2 separate regions of the Mus musculus genome follow, and region 2 is linked to region 1. The links are chromatin loops, found by intact Hi-C in ENCODE. Cell type or tissue: gastrocnemius. All regions are shown on one strand. Links, peaks and the distances in the headings refer to the core of each region. The heading gives the core; the rest is flanking DNA.

Region 1 (8,345 bases), core at 246-8,245:
TATTACACTGAGGTCACTTTTATATGTAACTTCTATAATATTTAAATAATCAAATAAACCACACATTTTAACAATGCAAGCAAATATCTTATAAAAAGTAAAAGAAAAACGCCCTATCAAAATATCTCAAATGTTTAAATTATGTTTCAACACGTTGTCAGAATTTGCAAATACGAAACAATATTATATTAAATTTTCATCTGGTTAAACCATTTTTGTTATTTTGTGCTTCATTTTCTGTGTCCTGTCATATAATTTTTCATTTATATTTCTATAAGTACATATCCATTGTATTAAAAAATGTCAAATTATATCTCTGTAAACACTGCTCCTGGGAGTGGACCATATATTCCCACAGTAGTTATTGATTGTCAGGTGTGTAGTACCTGTAGACAGTAATTAAAGAAAAATAGAGGATGTTTACATTATGTAACAGGCCACACCATTTTCTAAGTCATGTGAATGCCATATGGTGATGTTAAGCCTCCAGTGCTTGTCCAGGGTGGACAGAAATCCCTACCTGTAGGTTTCCTCTGGGTCTGAATCTCTTGTCTGATTCTTTAACCTCATCCTCTCTTTGGTCTAATCCACTCTTACTAAATTTCCCTTTCCTTTTGATTAAGCACACAAGAGAAAAAACTCACTATTTAATAAACCTTAGACAGTTTTCTGTATGTCTGGCTGATTACCAGTATAGGCAATGTCACCTAAAACACTTCATCTGAAAGCCATTTCCTAGCAACTTACCGAAAAGACTTCTTCTCACTCATTGCCTATGGCTCTGGTTAGTTCTTCAAGAGGGAATAGTCTCATCCTCCTGTTGACAATGAGGCCATGACTTTACCGTATGCTTCTGTATGAAGTCCAGGTTGATTTTGAGACATATCAGAAACTTAACATGTTCAATGAATGAATAACCATGTTGCTGATTAGAACATAGACAATTCTGAACTCATTCGAAATAAGTTCTCATGATTCTTTGTGAAGTTCAATAAATACTAACCTTCAACATATTTCTATTGCTCTATGTACTTCATACCCACAATTCTATAATAGAAGTAGTTATTATATTGTATCTTGTTTCTAAGAAGTGGTATGAGGATTAAGTAGTGGATGGAGAAGTCTTTAAATTGTATATACAATTACTCACATTGTAACTTCCATATATATGGCCATAGGCTTTATAACGATGCTGCTACTATACTTAAAATTGCTTCTCTCTCTCCTTCTCCTTCTCCCGCCTCTCTGCTGTCTCTGTCTCATCATTCCCTATAGCTTTTCTAAATAAGTTATTGAAGGCAAGGTGACTAAGATGCCATGTTATGCCTCACACATCCACACATACATTTGGTAAGATTAGCAATTTCTGATCTATGTCTCTGAATACTGTTTTGGGACACTATATAACCCTTTCTGGTGAAAGAACATGTCATTTACATTTTAAACACAGACGCAACGTAACCAGTGAAATTATTACATCAACATTATTGCTATCGTGATTGAAAACTTATTCTCATGTGAGTCAAAGTATCTCACTAGTAGTGTTTAAGCCACCAATTTTCTGCCACTGGGCATGACCTTCTACATTGGATGTGAGCCTTTGCTTGTGTCAGACTCTGGTGACAGAATGTGGCCTGGATATTGCTCTTGTTGCCTCATGCGGAATGTGAGACAAGATAATTTAAGGGCTGCACCTGCTATGGAATCTTTAGTCACCACCAACTGCTAATTTGGTCTCAGGTTCACAGCTGCACGTCTATTTGTGAATATGTAAATACTAAAATTTAATGGGCAAAGGACAAAACTTACGTAAACCAGACCACACATGACTTTCTATTGCGTATTAGTATCCAAAATTCTAGAATAAGTGGCTAAGGCCTGACTGTTCAGTTCTGAGGTTCTCTGGATCTGTTGAAATGTGGATAAACATGTTGGCTACAGAATAAATGCTGAATTGATGACAGATATATTATATAGGTTCTCAACTATAATTACTCATTAAGTACATGGATCAATGAAAAAAGTAGTCAGACTACTATCTATTTGACATTTTTCAAATTGACAAACTTCAAATAAGATAAATAAAAGTTTTCACGATTGTATTTTTTAAAAATTCAATATTTATCAAGTACAGTTTGCAGTGCACTCAATACTTATTATAAAACAGCAACAATATCATCAACAATAACAACATCAAAAAACAACCTAGAAGCTTTCTGAACAGTAGCAATTTTAGGTACTAGAAATAAATACCAAGTAAAATAAAACAAACAAGCAAAGAAACAAAACAAAACAAAAAAACAAACAGCAAATCAGGTTTACTGGTTCTGTCATTAGCGAATCACCTTGCATGCTTTGTCTGACCAGCACTGTAACAGTATTGTGATACACACAGCTTGGGGTCACAAGTCTGCATTGGACCCAAGACTATTTCTTAGTTCATTCTTAACAGCGATTTATTATGTAAGGACAATAGGCCAGGCACTGTCCTGGGTGCTGAAATGTGGCATTAAGCAAATCAGTTCTTGTCCTGAAACCCACAGGTAAAGAAAGAAAAGGAAGAAACACAGCATGACAGGTTGCTGAGTATTGATAAGTACCATAAAACATTAGAGTGGCTAATTAATAGAGAGCACCTATTCCTTGGCTTCTTTTGCATAGAATTATTGCTATCATCCTCCCCGAAAGGACATTGTTTTATCAAAACCCTTAAATATGTGGGAGAGTGATCATGCAGTTCTAGGAATGATAGTATGACGGAGCAGACAATGTTGAATATAAAGGAGCAGAGAGGGCAAAGTAGACTCAGAAAGTATCAGTTCAGAGGTGGGTGGGGATGAGATTTTATGATATCAGGTATGCTCTATAAGATGCCTAGTGCAATGGATGAAGTGGTTCCCAAATAAGCAACAAAACTCTTAAAGAGGAGGGGTATATGACAGACACAAAACTGTAGCCATTATTCCAGTGATAGTTATGAGTTTGTTCTAATCACACAGGAGGAGATCAAATATGGCAGTTGTAGTCTAATGCTACCTCACATCCTTAGTTGTCAATTAATATGAAAAGATTCTTTCATCTTTGAATCATTTTGGAAGCGTCTAAGCACACTTGTACGAATATAAATACAATTTTTTGTCTCAAAATGTTTTTGTAAGAATAATTTTCTGTCTTCCTTCTCTGAATATCTTCATATAATTTTAGAAGTTTCAGCCAGGGCACTGTGCTGTAGGCTTCAGTATTTTGTACCTCTTCCACTACTGAAACATATAGAATATTATAGTTTGTAAGACCAAAATATGCATGAACCAAAGGAAGGTGGTGTTCATCTTCAAATGCCTGTTGGAAGTGACTAAACTCACTTTTGAAATTTAACTTTATAGATTATTTCCAAAGTCTAGTCCATGTATCAAGAGAGTAGATAATTACACCAAAACAGGCACAGGCCTGTGGAATTAAATGAAAGAGAACACAAGGAACAAGGAACCAAGTATGATTTGATTCCACAAACTTAGAAAAAGCCTGCCTTCTGCTTGAGGCAGCCCTTTGGCTTTTTTCCCTTATGGTTCATCTTATCTACGTTTGGGTTTCTCAGCTTCAATTGTAAAAGTTGTAATACAGAGCATCAGAAGATGCATGGAAGGATTAATGGGAGGTAGTTTCCAAAGCTTGAGGGGAACGCATCACTTGTTAATGAGAAATAGCCTCTGAGAAAGGATAGCATTAGAAGGAGAAATATAGAGAAAGCAGGGAATGAAAATAGAGAACAGAAGCTATTCTGATAGGGTCATGCTTACAACTGTGTTTAGCTGGGGACATTAACAAAACCAATCTCTTTTCTCTAATTCTCATCCAGGGTTAACTTTGCTTTTTTTCTATGTCAGTATTTAAAAATGTGTAGTTTCAGTTGGAGATACAGCCCAGAGATAGACTGTGTGTGCAGGAAGCCCTGGGTTCGATCTTTGGCATTAAAATAAATGACCAAATACAAAGAGAAACACAAAAGAAACTAATAAAACGATACAACAGATCAATGTTTTCTGGAACAAGTTTCTGCTTCACTTCAAATCTGGTCTTATATTCTGAGTATTACATGGGAACATCTAGAGGGCACCATGAAGAGAGCCATGGTTACCCCACACAGTATGTATTATTCAATGCAGGCTTTTAGAGCATAATTTAATTGACTTTAATTTTTTTTCAATTTATGATTGAAACTACTAAGAGTATTTTAATTTGTCTTCACATGAAAATTACTTCTTAAAATTTTAACTGTATGCTTAACCATAGTTGGATTATTTGTTCGTTTAAAATTAATTTTCTAATTGCTTTTAATCATACTAAACTTAATTTTAAAACTACTAAGTAGCATACAGGTAAAGAGCACATAATTGCAGGTATTAAACTGCCTTCACATATTGCAATGATTTATAGCAGACACATGTGTCATTTATTCATGAGGGAAATTAGACTATAAATTCTGTGCATTTGGTGTTTGTGCTTGTATCTCAGTTGACCACACAAAAAGCTACAGCAGGTTGTGAAATTTCTTACTGGCTGGCAGAGCAAAATTTAGTATTTGCCTTTGAACTCATGGAGACTAAGATCTAGACGTAGAATAATTGCCAAAGTCTAACCCATTCTAGTGGCAGTATTGTGTGATGATATTTCCATTCCTGAGTCTCAGTTCAGTTGCCCCTTTCTCAGCCACCCCTAGGCAAAAAAAGCAACTAAGTATATAGCTGCTGTAACATTAAAGCCTTATTTCAATTATGATTAAAATATATTCTGACCTCATTTAATCATCATTGTGGATTTTATACTATACATTCAGATATTTTTTAAAAATTACATTTATTTATTTAAACTATGTGTTTGTGTGTGTGTGTGAGAGAGAGAGAGAGAGGAGAGAGAGAGGAGAGAGAGAGAGAGAGAGAGGGAGAGAGAGAGAGAGAGAGAGAGAGGATAGCTTAGCTGTTTGGAATTGATTCTCTTTTTCTATCATGAAGCATTGGTGAATTGAACTCAGTTCATCAAGTTGGGTGGCAGGTGCTTTTATGTACTAGGCCATTTCCCGGTCCTTGCAATGAGATATTTCTAGATCCTAATTTAATAGACTGTCCATTAAATAAAACCAGAAGTAAGGGCTTAATGACCCCTTCAAATTCCAATTAGCAACTTTTGAATGACTTCAGTGTCAAAGGATGAACTGATTAAAGTTCTATAAGAAATCCTAGTGATTGTCATTTAACAGTTCCCAAACTTTTTCGGTATCCTCTGAACTTCTTCATTAGTCCTCTCACTTTATTGTGCTATGTTCATCTTGCTCCTCCCCCAACTAGAGCTTTAGGTGGCCTGAAAAAGATGTGCCTCCACAGCCCTTTCTAAGGGTTTGGATTTCCTCCGGTGACTTTTGCTCTAAATAAACTATTCTCATACCCAGGTAGATGAATGGCCCTACTTCATAAAGTAAGTGTTAGAATGTTTGGTTTCAGTGCCTGCCTTCTTCATGACTATCACCTTGGGAAATGTAGAAGGCTCCATAAGCTTTGGTGACCAGGGTTGTTTTTCTTAACACAGAGTTAGAATGTTGTAAACATGAAACTTAATGCAATAGTGGAGCAGGGAGGGGAAGCAAGTGATTGTGGAGCTTTCTCACAGGTCTGGACTACCACATCACCATACAAAGGATGCGCACATAGGCAGAACCAGGATTTTTAAAAGTACCAAGAAACTAAGTATATGCATAAATTAAAAATCTGTCGTCAACCAGAGCCTGCAAAGCAAGAAGCCCCGCATCAAAGTCCTCCCTGATTGGGTTGACAAATTTAAAGTCTGCCTCAGTATTAAATAACCTTCTCTGCTTAGGACCAGATCCAACCAAAGGGTGAACTTCATGTCTGACATTTAGTAAACCTTGCTTGGTGTGATTTATTCTTCTTCAGTTAGAGACTGAGTACAGATAGACTCCAAGGAGAACATTGTTCTTTCTGTTGTTCCAGACAGTGCTCTTTCTTAGCAAAACAGAGCCCAAGAAATGCCTAGCTTGTTCTCTTAGGAATTAGATTCTGTTTCCCCAAATACTATGGTTTGGAGAACAAAGCTCATTAATATTAAAATTACCACTCAAAGCCCCTCCGTTTACATGAAAACAGTGGCTGAGCTCCTTGATGGGCCTTCTCAAACATTGATGGGCCATTTCCAGATTATTCTTACACACCATTAAAACAAACAAGCATTGATCCAGTAGCTTAAAAATAAACTCATTATCTCATGTTTTTGAAAGTTAAGAATTTGACATGGTCTCTCTCAGGGACAAAGTCCTTGTGTCAGCAGGGCTGCATTCCTTTGCAGAGCCCCAGAGCGAATCCATTTCTACCTCTTAAAGGGCATCGACATTCCTTGGCTCCTAGCTTTTGCGATCCATCTCCACAGACATCAATGTCAAATTGAACCACTTCACATCATATCACTGTTACACTGACTGTCCTATGCCCTCTTTAGTGTGTAATGAAATATACCCACAGGTTCAGCTTAAGCATAAGTTGTAGGCACTGCATCTTTATTCTTCTTCTTCTCCTCCTCCTCCTCCTTCCTCTTCCTCTTCTTCTTCTTCTCCTTCGGAAGTGGGGTATTCTGCTAACAGCTGAGTGAGAGAATGTTTGCTCTTATTCTGTCCTCACAGAAACAGAGACAAATATACACATGTAGCAATGCAATTGCAACAGTAAATTTAAGACAAAAAAAGTTAAAAAAAATTACTCCCTAGAATTCTAGTCCATTTCAAAATATCCATGTTTCAACTTAATAGGAGATGCTGAGGGAACACAGTGAGTATGCCCACATGAGTTGATATGAGCTTCTGCATATATTGCCACCTCATACCTTCCACTGGACTGATGTTACAAGATATGAAGAAAACCAATCAATCTCATAACACAGTAGTGTCAAGCGACAAGCACATTTGCTACTCAACATTCCTATCTCTCCTGACCTCTCTCCGTAGTCATTCTGGAGCTCTTACAAGTAGAAGGACTCCTAAATGAAGAAAAATCTCTTTAAAAAAAAAACAAACAGATCTTTCAAAATGCTTTATTCTTAGGAAAGGTCATTTCAATTTTCAAAACTTGTTATTTTTAGATGAATATTTAAATGAATATAATGTTGACATAAAGACACAGATTGTATTAAAATCCCCCCAAGGACTTCTGTCAAAGAGTGAGTTTAGTCTCTCTTTGCCATTTCCTGCGCCTCCCCCTGAAATAAGATGTTCAAACTTTATCTCCTTAGTTTCTATTCACATTTCCCACTTAACTGTAATGTTCTGTATATTAGAGCTACTGGTTACTATAGAATACAGACGCAGCAGAAGGTAAGCCTCAAACACCATATATAGCCATATACGGTTAGAAGATTGTTGCCAACACATCTGAAGTACTAATTCTTGCACATTGTGTTCATATTCCTGACTTCATAAGGATTAAAATTTCTATCTTTGAACCAATTTTAGCTCCATGGTTCCCTTTTTGACTATTTAGTTTTTGCCTCTGCTTCTAATAAGATTTTATTTAAGAAAAATGAATGTATGCTTATATAAAAGCCTAGATACTTTTGTGATAGACTTTACTTGGAAATATCATAAATACCACATTTATTAACTCAGTCTTAGCTGCAAAGAGGTATCAGGTAGTAATGAAACACGTCTCAGTGGGTTAAAAATCACACGGAGACTTATTTCTTAGTCATGGAAAGGCCTGTGTGGATCCAAGCAACTTCTAAGATTGTCCTCTATGTAATGACATGGTAATTCATGATCCTTCCAACCATAGCTTTGCCTCTGGCATGTTTTCCTCTCCTGGTTACCATTAGACAGGGTATAGAGCTGAGAGCTTTGTGTGTGTGTGTGTGTGGGGGGGCATCTTTTACTCTCATTTAAATACTTGAGTTTCTAAGTCATGTTTCTCTCTCTCTTCTCTTTTCCTCTCTCTCTCTCTCTCTCTCTCTCTCTCTCTCTCTCTCTCTCTCTCTCTCTCTGGTCTTTAACCTATCCACTGCTTAGCAATACCCAGTACAAGACTGAGAGAACCAAATTCTCCTGGGACTCTGAGAAGGGGAAATGAATGTTTATGTGTGAGCACTATTCAACTTTACCACACCCATTAGAGCGTAAACACAACTAATTTATATAAGTGTCAGCAGTTTCTATAATTTTTATCTTTTTCCACATACAATAAAGATTGCTGTGTTGACATTAGTTTTTAAGTGAATCAATTGCTTCTCTTTTTCTTTTAAAAGTTATAAATCCTTCTTATCTACTTTGTTGAAGAGTATATCAATGTAATTTA
Region 2 (8,345 bases), core at 287-8,286, 430 kb before region 1:
CATTCTATGCCTTGTATTACATTATGCACGGGCAGTGACCTTAGCCTTGATTTATTTTTGATACTTATGTGTTGTACATATCTAAGGTCTTGTGTGAAATAGTCTTGGTTCCCAACATTATCATACTCATGATGAAGACACAGACCTTCACAAGTCTCTAGAATGACTGAAGTCACTACTAATACTATATTCTCATTGCAGGCATCATAGAGGAACTTACTTACTTTTCCCCTTCATTTACTCTGTTCCCACATTTTTATCTATAGAAATAAGATTTTTAAATAGAGGAAGTTATTTAAGAAGGCATGATATAGCTTCCTTTTTTTTTTTAAAGCCTAGTCTTAGTATATCTGTAAAATAGAGTGAATATTTAAATGCTATGTTTGGAAATATTTTGACTTTTTATTTAAATAATGGATAATGTTATGGTCAGAGATGATAACATTTTTATTGACTACAGAGATAACAGCTATGTTTATTTCTGAGCTCTATGTATATCTACAAAAATTGGCATGTAGTAGAGAAAGAAGAAAGAAGGAAGTATGGACTTCTGAGGAGTATTTACGCCTAATTTGATGCCATTTTGTACTCTGAACTTTTTATCACTTCTTTATTTTACAGTATTTAAACCAATATTTCTCCCTTTCTCTTGGAATACTCATGTAAGAATAAATTCATTTGTGAACACTCGGTTGGTTCTAAGAAGCATGTGGAGGGTCTGCTTTCCTGGACAGAAGGAACTATTTTTTTTACCTTCTGGAATGCACAGTTGATGCCTGTCTTCAGGTAAGGCTTGTGGTTGATGTTCTGAGAGGCATATGAACCTGGGCATGCCTTTTCAATCACTAAACTGAAGATCTACTAAGATTCTTTCTATTCAGGCCATCTCTTTGTGGTTTCAAAATGGCTATCCCAACTCTACACTTTAAATTCCAAGTCTGAATAAACAAATAGCAATCTTTTCCCTAGAATTTCAACCAGTCACCATCTGTATTTCAGTTTGTGTTTGACCAACCTATGACTGATTCTATGAACTTCTCACTATTCCTGGGTTCATGGTTAGCTTTTCTTTTTTCCATCCTGGAGAGGAAGTAGCATTCTCTGGATGCATTTTGTTTAGCAGTTAAGTGGAAGGTAAACCCACATATAAAATTTTATTGTTAATATTGGAAAGGAGGGCATATATGCCAGTCTTGAAAGTAAACAGACACAAAAATGTCCACAACGAAAGGTATACCTTGGTTTTCCTGCCATGGATGATTTAGGTTATAGTAGAAGTGATTATATAAAAGATATAAGTGTGGGTACCAGGTACAGGCACCCAGATCTTTGTAATGCATGTGTCACATATTCCTAGAATCTAAAATCTGTGTAAGCAAAGAATACTACTCTATAGAATAGTATATGTGGGCAGGCTACTGTCTCAATTCAGAATCTGCCTCACATAAAATACTGCATGGGTACCAGCTTCCAGATGCTCACTCTAAACTGGTGTTATATCTATTAGCCTAGTGCAGATTTTATACATTCTTTCTGAGGGATATGCTCTTGAAATTTTATTTATAACCATGGAATTAATACACAAACCAGTTTAACATCAACTAGAGCTTCAGCAGAGTTATTTCGTTTAACATGAAGGCCCTTTCTGGGGTTGGTAATAAATCGTCTCCCTAATATGTTCAGAGCTTAAGGGTAAAGCTATCTCTCATGGAAAGAAAGATCTCAGTAAAATGAGTCCCACTTTAGAGGGCTGCAGTAAATTTAGTTCTAGGGCTTTCCCTCTGCCTTGAAATCTTCCCTGGAAGATTATCTGAATAATATTGTAATCTGTAGTATCTCTACTGAACACACACACACACACACACACACACAGAGAGAGAGAGAGAGAGAGAGAGAGACAGAGAGAGAGAGACAGAGACAGAGACAGAGACAGAGACAGAGACAGACAGAGACAGAGAGAGACAGACAGAGACAGACAGAGACAGAGAGAGACAGAGAGAGACAGAGACAAAGAGACAGGCAGATACTACTATTGCAATTTTATTTCTTTGTACTTACTAATTAGGTTTATAAAGAAATATTTAGGGGCAGAACCCTGCCCCCTCCCGCCCTCCCCAGATTCTGATGTGAGGGCAAATTACCTGGGAGTTTTGTTAAATATAGATAATGCTTACATCCATGATTCTGCATTCTCACAAGCCAAGCAAACCAGCAAGCAGAAGATAAACTGCGGGCAGTGAAGAAGCTACCGTTGCTCAGACCACACTTTGACTAACAAATCTCTACTTGTGTTGGCAGATACAGCAACACGAGCATATTCCTATTATATTTGAAAAAATGTCGGGATTTCAGGCTCATTAATGCTTTGCACACTCTTAGTACCTACTCGTCAGTAGTGAATCAGCACAGCAGGCAGCACAGCGATTGTACGGCCTGAAGTGTTTACTTTCATACTCCTAGAAGCAGCTACTGGTCAACTCAACCCGAATACAGAAAGTTTAACTCTATTGAATACATTGCCACAGATAATTCTTCTAGAAATGTCTAGAACTTGCCAGAGGAATGATTTGTGTGCTAGAAGGTACATAGTCACTGACTAGGCAATGATCTAGTCTAAGCTGCATGACGTTCCTCTTGAGTCCATTTTCATACCTTCTTGTCTGCTGCTCCAATGCAGCTCAAGGCTCATACAGTGTAGTTCTTCATTTTAGATGCTGGCTGAGTTCTCATTTTGGTCCTCTTGAAAATGATCTCAATGAAAACATTTGTGTTCTACCAATTATTTCCTTTTTGATCTATAATTCTTATGGAACAACCATAGGCATTATAACGTTGGTAAATTATCCCCAAATCAATAAAGCTGTTAGTAACCAAATGAAAATAGTAACAGGAAATACAAACTTAGCAACCAAACAGCCAAACATATTTCTATAAAACATTCTACATATTTGGCTGTGTACCTGTCCTGGTGACATGTTAATCTATCCACAATTAGCTCTTATTTTATAGGAGCCTATTATTAATTTCAATGCCTTGGATGGTAAGACAAATGTTCCAAGTGATACTTCACTGCTTCCAAATTAGCTTTGGAGTCTTTTTGCAGGGTGTAAATGTCACTATATTACGCACAGCACTTGAGACTGCTTCCTGAGCATAGAAGGGGTTGTGTAATTCAGCCATCTTATCCTCTGGATGCTCTTCCTTATGAACAAGACCTGCATGGTGATAAGTACATGGCACACTTCTCAGTGCTCCTTCGTGACCAAGACACAGTTTGGACTTGGGCGCCACATAGTCTCCAGTGCCACCTGCCCAGCGTCACATGAGTCTTCAGTATTTCTGTCTCCTGAGAGTTGGCATGACAAGTATACATTTGGCCTTAGCATGTGGCTATGTGAGATCATTGGCTTGGATGAGGACATGGGGTGAATTCTCTCAGGTTTCCCCAAGGAAAGGTGAAGTGAAGATTGACTGCAGGGTAAGGTTAATAGCCTTAGCAAGATTCTGCCTCACACTGTGTCAGAGCACAGAGAAACCACTCAAGCATTAACCAGGGATTTAATTCTGTTGACAGATAGCCCAGCTATGCACTGAATAATCTCAGGGGTGAGCCTCAGCTATCTAAGGGAGCTCAATAAATAGTACCCCTCCTTTCTCATATTAGAACTGAAAGTGGAGGGGAACTTGGAGTAATTTGCTGGGGACTGTATCGGTTACTCTTCTCATTACTGTGACAAATATCTGAGGGAAACAACTTTATGAACTTATTTTGGTTCAACAGTTTTGAAGAGTCACAGTCCAATATGGCTGGGCTGATGAAGCAGGCCTACTAATGGTAGCAGGAGTGTTTGATGAACTCCTATTCACATTACCAGGACAGGATGCAGTGTGTGTGTGTGTGTGTGTGTGTGTGTGTGTGTGTGTTTGTGTGTCTAGGGGTTATACCTCCAAACACCCATCCTAAACAACTGGTTAACCTTTATCCAGCTAGTGCCTACTTCCTAAAGGTATCACAGCTTCAAATGTGAGTGTCACAAGCTGCAGACAGAGCATTGAGAAAAAAAATGAATTCATGGAGAATAGTCTAGATTCATACCATGGCAATGTGGAAAGGCAGCTTTTGACATGGCTCTCGGTGATATGAACCCCCTGGTGGTCCCTGTGTAATCCCCTCCCCAGAGTGTGGGAAAGACTTTATAATTCGCTTCTAACTAATAGATCGTGACAGCTGTGCTGGGATATCATTTCTGTGATTATGTCACACGAGACTGTAGCTTCCAATTTGCCAACAAACTCTCCACTTACTCTCTCTTTCTGATGAATTTGAAGGAGCTGGGGTGCAGAGACATTTGAGAGGCAAGAAATTGAAGGCAGCTCCTGTCAACAATACGGTGAGAGAACTGTAGCCCTCTATTCCCCAAGAAAGGGACTCAATAATCATAGGACATTAGAGATAGGTTTTTCTGTAGTTGAACCACTAGAGGAAAAGTTTTCCCAGGCTCACAGCTTCATGGAAGCCTTACAAAAAAACCTTGGCGTAGGGAAAGAGCTAAGCCACACAGAGTCCTCATTAACAAAAACTGTGAGATGATGCTGAATGTGTGTTTTAAGTTGTTAAGACAAGCTAGCAGTGGGTCTTTGTTTCTAAGCAATGGATGGGGAATATAAGTGGGTTTTGGAAATGGGTTGACTTATTGGTAGGTTCTGACATAGGCTACCTGCTCAGTCTCTAATGGTGCTGATCAATGGTATTCTTATTAATTAGGTGGCTGTCTCTGTGTGCTAGTTGGCTTTTTGTCAACTTTATGCAAGCTAGGGTCATTGGGAAAAAGGAACCAGAGTTGAGAAGATGCCTCCATTGGACTGGCCTGTAGGAAGCCAAAAACAATCTTGTGGCTAATTTTGTTTGTTAGATGAATGAGGTAGAGGGCCCAGCCCACTGTGGGCAGTGCCTTCTCTGGGAAGGAGACACTGGATCACATAAGAATTCAGGCTCAATGAGCCATGGAGAACAACCCAATATAATAGTTGTCCTCTGTTTTCTCTGCTTCATTTTCTCCACTTAGTTCCTGCCTTGACTTCTTTTCAGCATAAATTATAAACTGTTGACTAATAAACCATTTCCTTCCAAAGTTGATTTACCCATGGTGTTTTATCACATCAATAGGAAGATCTAGAACACTGGTAAAACCTGCCCCCACCCCCACCCCATGGGAACAGGAAAAAGAATGTTGTCAGTGAATCATTTTCTATGTTACTGGTGGAAGAAGGAAGGCTGCTAATCCAGTTTGGTCCTCTTACTGAAGTAACCAGATGCTGTGATGTCCAACCAGGTCCATTGGAAAAACAGACTAGAGAGAAGGCAGAACCTTTCTTTTAACTAGTCTTTCCAAATATGTAAATGAAAATGGGTTAGGTGTCATTGAGTTTCCTGGTTTCCCAGAGACCCAGGAAGCAACTCCATGGAGAGGAAGAGTATGGCAGAGGGGAAGGGGATGGGAGATGGGGAAAAGAATTCTGGGAGACAGAATGGGAGGACAGGGGTCAACATTTGGGATGTAAATAAATAAAATAATTAATTAATAAAAATAAAGGATGTCCTTGTGATTTATAAAATATGTTTAGGGAAAACAAACAAACAAATAAACAAACAAAACTCTTCTCATACTAACCAGACTAACTAAAAAAAAAAAAAAAAAAAATCAAGGTTCCTGTATTGATTTGAAACATGCTCACTTTTATGGTCTGCATTCCATGCAAGAATTAGCAACACAAATAACTATTGAGATTATCACCTTTTTCAAGGCACAGCCTAGGTGCCAGGCCATAATTGATAGCAAATGACCAGAACTCTATATGCTGAGTTTGCTTTCTCCACAGACCAATTTCTATAAGATTAAGAGGCAAAATATTTATCAGGGAAGGTTACTGAGATGAACCTGTGGAAGGGATGGTGACGCTTCAGATGAGGCAGAGGGAAGAATAGAGCTGTGAGCCAGTCCTGTTGAAAACCTCAGCTGGGAACACAAGACATGTGTAGGGGTGGCAGTGGCTTGAGTTGACATCCTTGGCTAATGGATTGTTTTCTTATAACACTGGTTTTTAGCAGGCAGAGATTTGGATAAAGGTGAAATACCACCAGTATTTCTATTACCTTGAGTAGTAAGTCCTTTGACAGGGCAGGTTAGAAAATAGAACCTGTTCTTGGGTGGAAGATGTCTCTAGGAAGAAAGGTATTTCCAAAACTCCATCCCTCCCTGATCTTCACTTGATCTTAGCCAAAAGGCCGAGAAGTGATTCCCTCCCTGATCTTACCCCCCCACACACCTTTTTTTTTTTTTCCTCAAAGTAGAGAATATGATGCTAGAAGCTGGGCTAGATTATTTCCTCTGCCAGTTCACACCAGCCTCACAGGCACTTCAGCATCTGGCAGCTGCCGAAGTAGGAACCAATCTTCCTGAAATGTCTCCCTGCAGAAAGTGTTCTTAGGTGCTGAAGACGGGGAGGAGGGACTGCTTGGCTGTGGAACTGGAAGCTTGTCTGGACGGTTAGTAAAGGAAGCATCCAGTGATTGTAAGGTGCTTATGTTTCTATTGTTTATTGTTGCTGTTGTTTGTCTGTTTTGTTTTATTTTACTAAAGATACTGTTTGGAAGATTCCTCTCTTTGACACCCATGGGACAGTTCATTGTTTTAATTTATCAATAGGTAGTTGTATAGATGGCAGGTTGAAGAAGAACCAATGTCTGATCTCTCTTAAGGCCATCACTCCAGTGATAGAAGCATTCCTGACACTGCTTGAATGACCAAGAATCAGAGACCAGATAGACCAGGGACATACAGTATAAAACTAAATGCCACTAGTCTAATAGTCTAAAAAAAAGTAGTGATAAAATGTCTCTGAATGGTACTCTTCTATACTCATACATTAGTTCCTTATTCAGCCATCATTAGAGAAGTTTCACTCTGCAGCAGACCCGTAGCCAGAAATTATACACACACAGAGAGATAGAAAGACAAGGAGACAGATAGAGAGGCAGAGAAAGAAGAGACAGAGAGACAGAGACAGATAGCGTGGAACAACAGCTCTGAATGGGATGTCTTTATCAAATCCTTTTCCTCAAAGCTCAAGGAATCCTGTGGAAGAGGAGGCAGAAAGAGTTTAAGAGCCAGAGAGAATGGAGGATACCAGGAGAATATGGGCCTCTAGACAACTGAACAAAGCTCATAGAGACTACCACGGCATGCATTGACCTCCACCAGGTCCTCTGCATATATATATTATAGCTTTCAGTTTAGTATTTTTTATGGGACATTGGTTTAGAATTTGTGTGTGTGTGTGTGTGTGTGTGTGTGTGTGTGTGTGTGTGTGTGTGAATGAATGGGTCTCTGATTCGTGTGCCTTCTTATAGGACTTTTTGCCTTCTGTTAGTTTGTCTTGTCTAACTTCAATGTGATGATTTCTGTTGTATGTGATTATATTTTGTTGTGTTTTGTTGTTTTCTCTTAGAAGCCTATTCTTTTCTAATGAGAGACAGAAAGGAAAAGGAGTTATGGAGATCTTGGGAGGAGTAGAAGGAAACTATAATCAGGATATATTGTATGAGCAAAGAATCTATTTTCAATTAAAAGGAAAATAAAAATTAAAATTAAAAAACATTATAGGTTGAAAGAAATTGAATCACATCATTTTATTCCTTCTTGTACTCCATCCAATTCTTCCCATGCTCCCTTCAAATTCATGGCCTTGATTTATTTAATTATTATTGTTATATATTTAAGTGTATATAAATATAGCCTAAAATCAAAAGTTGAGGAAGAAAAAGAATGAGGAGGAGGAGGAGGAGGAAGGGGGAAGGGGGAAGGGGGGAAAGGAAGGGAAGGGAAGGGAAGGGAGGGGAGGGGAGGAAGGAAGGAAGGAAGGAAGGAAGGAAGGAAGGAAGGAAGGAAGGAAAGGAAAGGAAGAAAGGAAGAAAGGAAGAAAGGAAGAAAGGAAGAAAGGAAGAAAGGAAGAAAGGAAGAAAGAAAGAAAGGAAGAAGAAAGGAAGAAAGAAAGAAAGAAAGAAAGAAAGAAAGAAAGAAAGAAAGAAAGAAAGAGGAGAAGAAAGAAACTAGACACACAGAAGTTAAGACCTAGAAACTATGGATGACAGAGATAAAATTAAGTTCAAAGACATTTTACATTGCCAATAATTTTTTGTGTAGAAATAAAATTTTCATTCACTTTTTGCTAAGTTTTCAGGCCCTGATTAAACATCGGACCAAATGTATCATGTTTTCTTCAGTCTGCAAATATGCCAATAAACTTTGGAGATGGGTGGAAATTGGACTGTTAGCCTGGGTTTC

What was found. A loop is a pair of places that touch in the nucleus more often than their neighbours do. Peaks named below come from ENCODE experiments on the same cell type or tissue, not always from the same donor. Only the 100,000 strongest peaks of a DNase experiment are listed, where the experiment ranks them.
Region 2: a loop joins it to region 1, with 4 times the contacts of the local background. A loop is called at or near these places in 2 of 42 quality-filtered maps.

The regions. Positions count from the first base shown.
Region 1 is chr1:81,543,241-81,551,585 of GRCm38, reverse strand. No RefSeq gene overlaps it. Among named protein-coding and RNA genes, the nearest start is that of Nyap2, 470 kb to the right of the region's middle. In gastrocnemius, for the core only: no CTCF peak of the experiment used is centred there; no DNase peak of the experiment used is centred there; H3K27ac peaks cover 4,047 bases.
Region 2 is chr1:81,968,643-81,976,987 of GRCm38, reverse strand. No RefSeq gene overlaps it. Among named protein-coding and RNA genes, the nearest start is that of Mir6344, 160 kb to the left of the region's middle. In gastrocnemius, for the core only: no CTCF peak of the experiment used is centred there; no DNase peak of the experiment used is centred there; H3K4me3 peaks cover 199 bases; H3K27ac peaks cover 2,875 bases.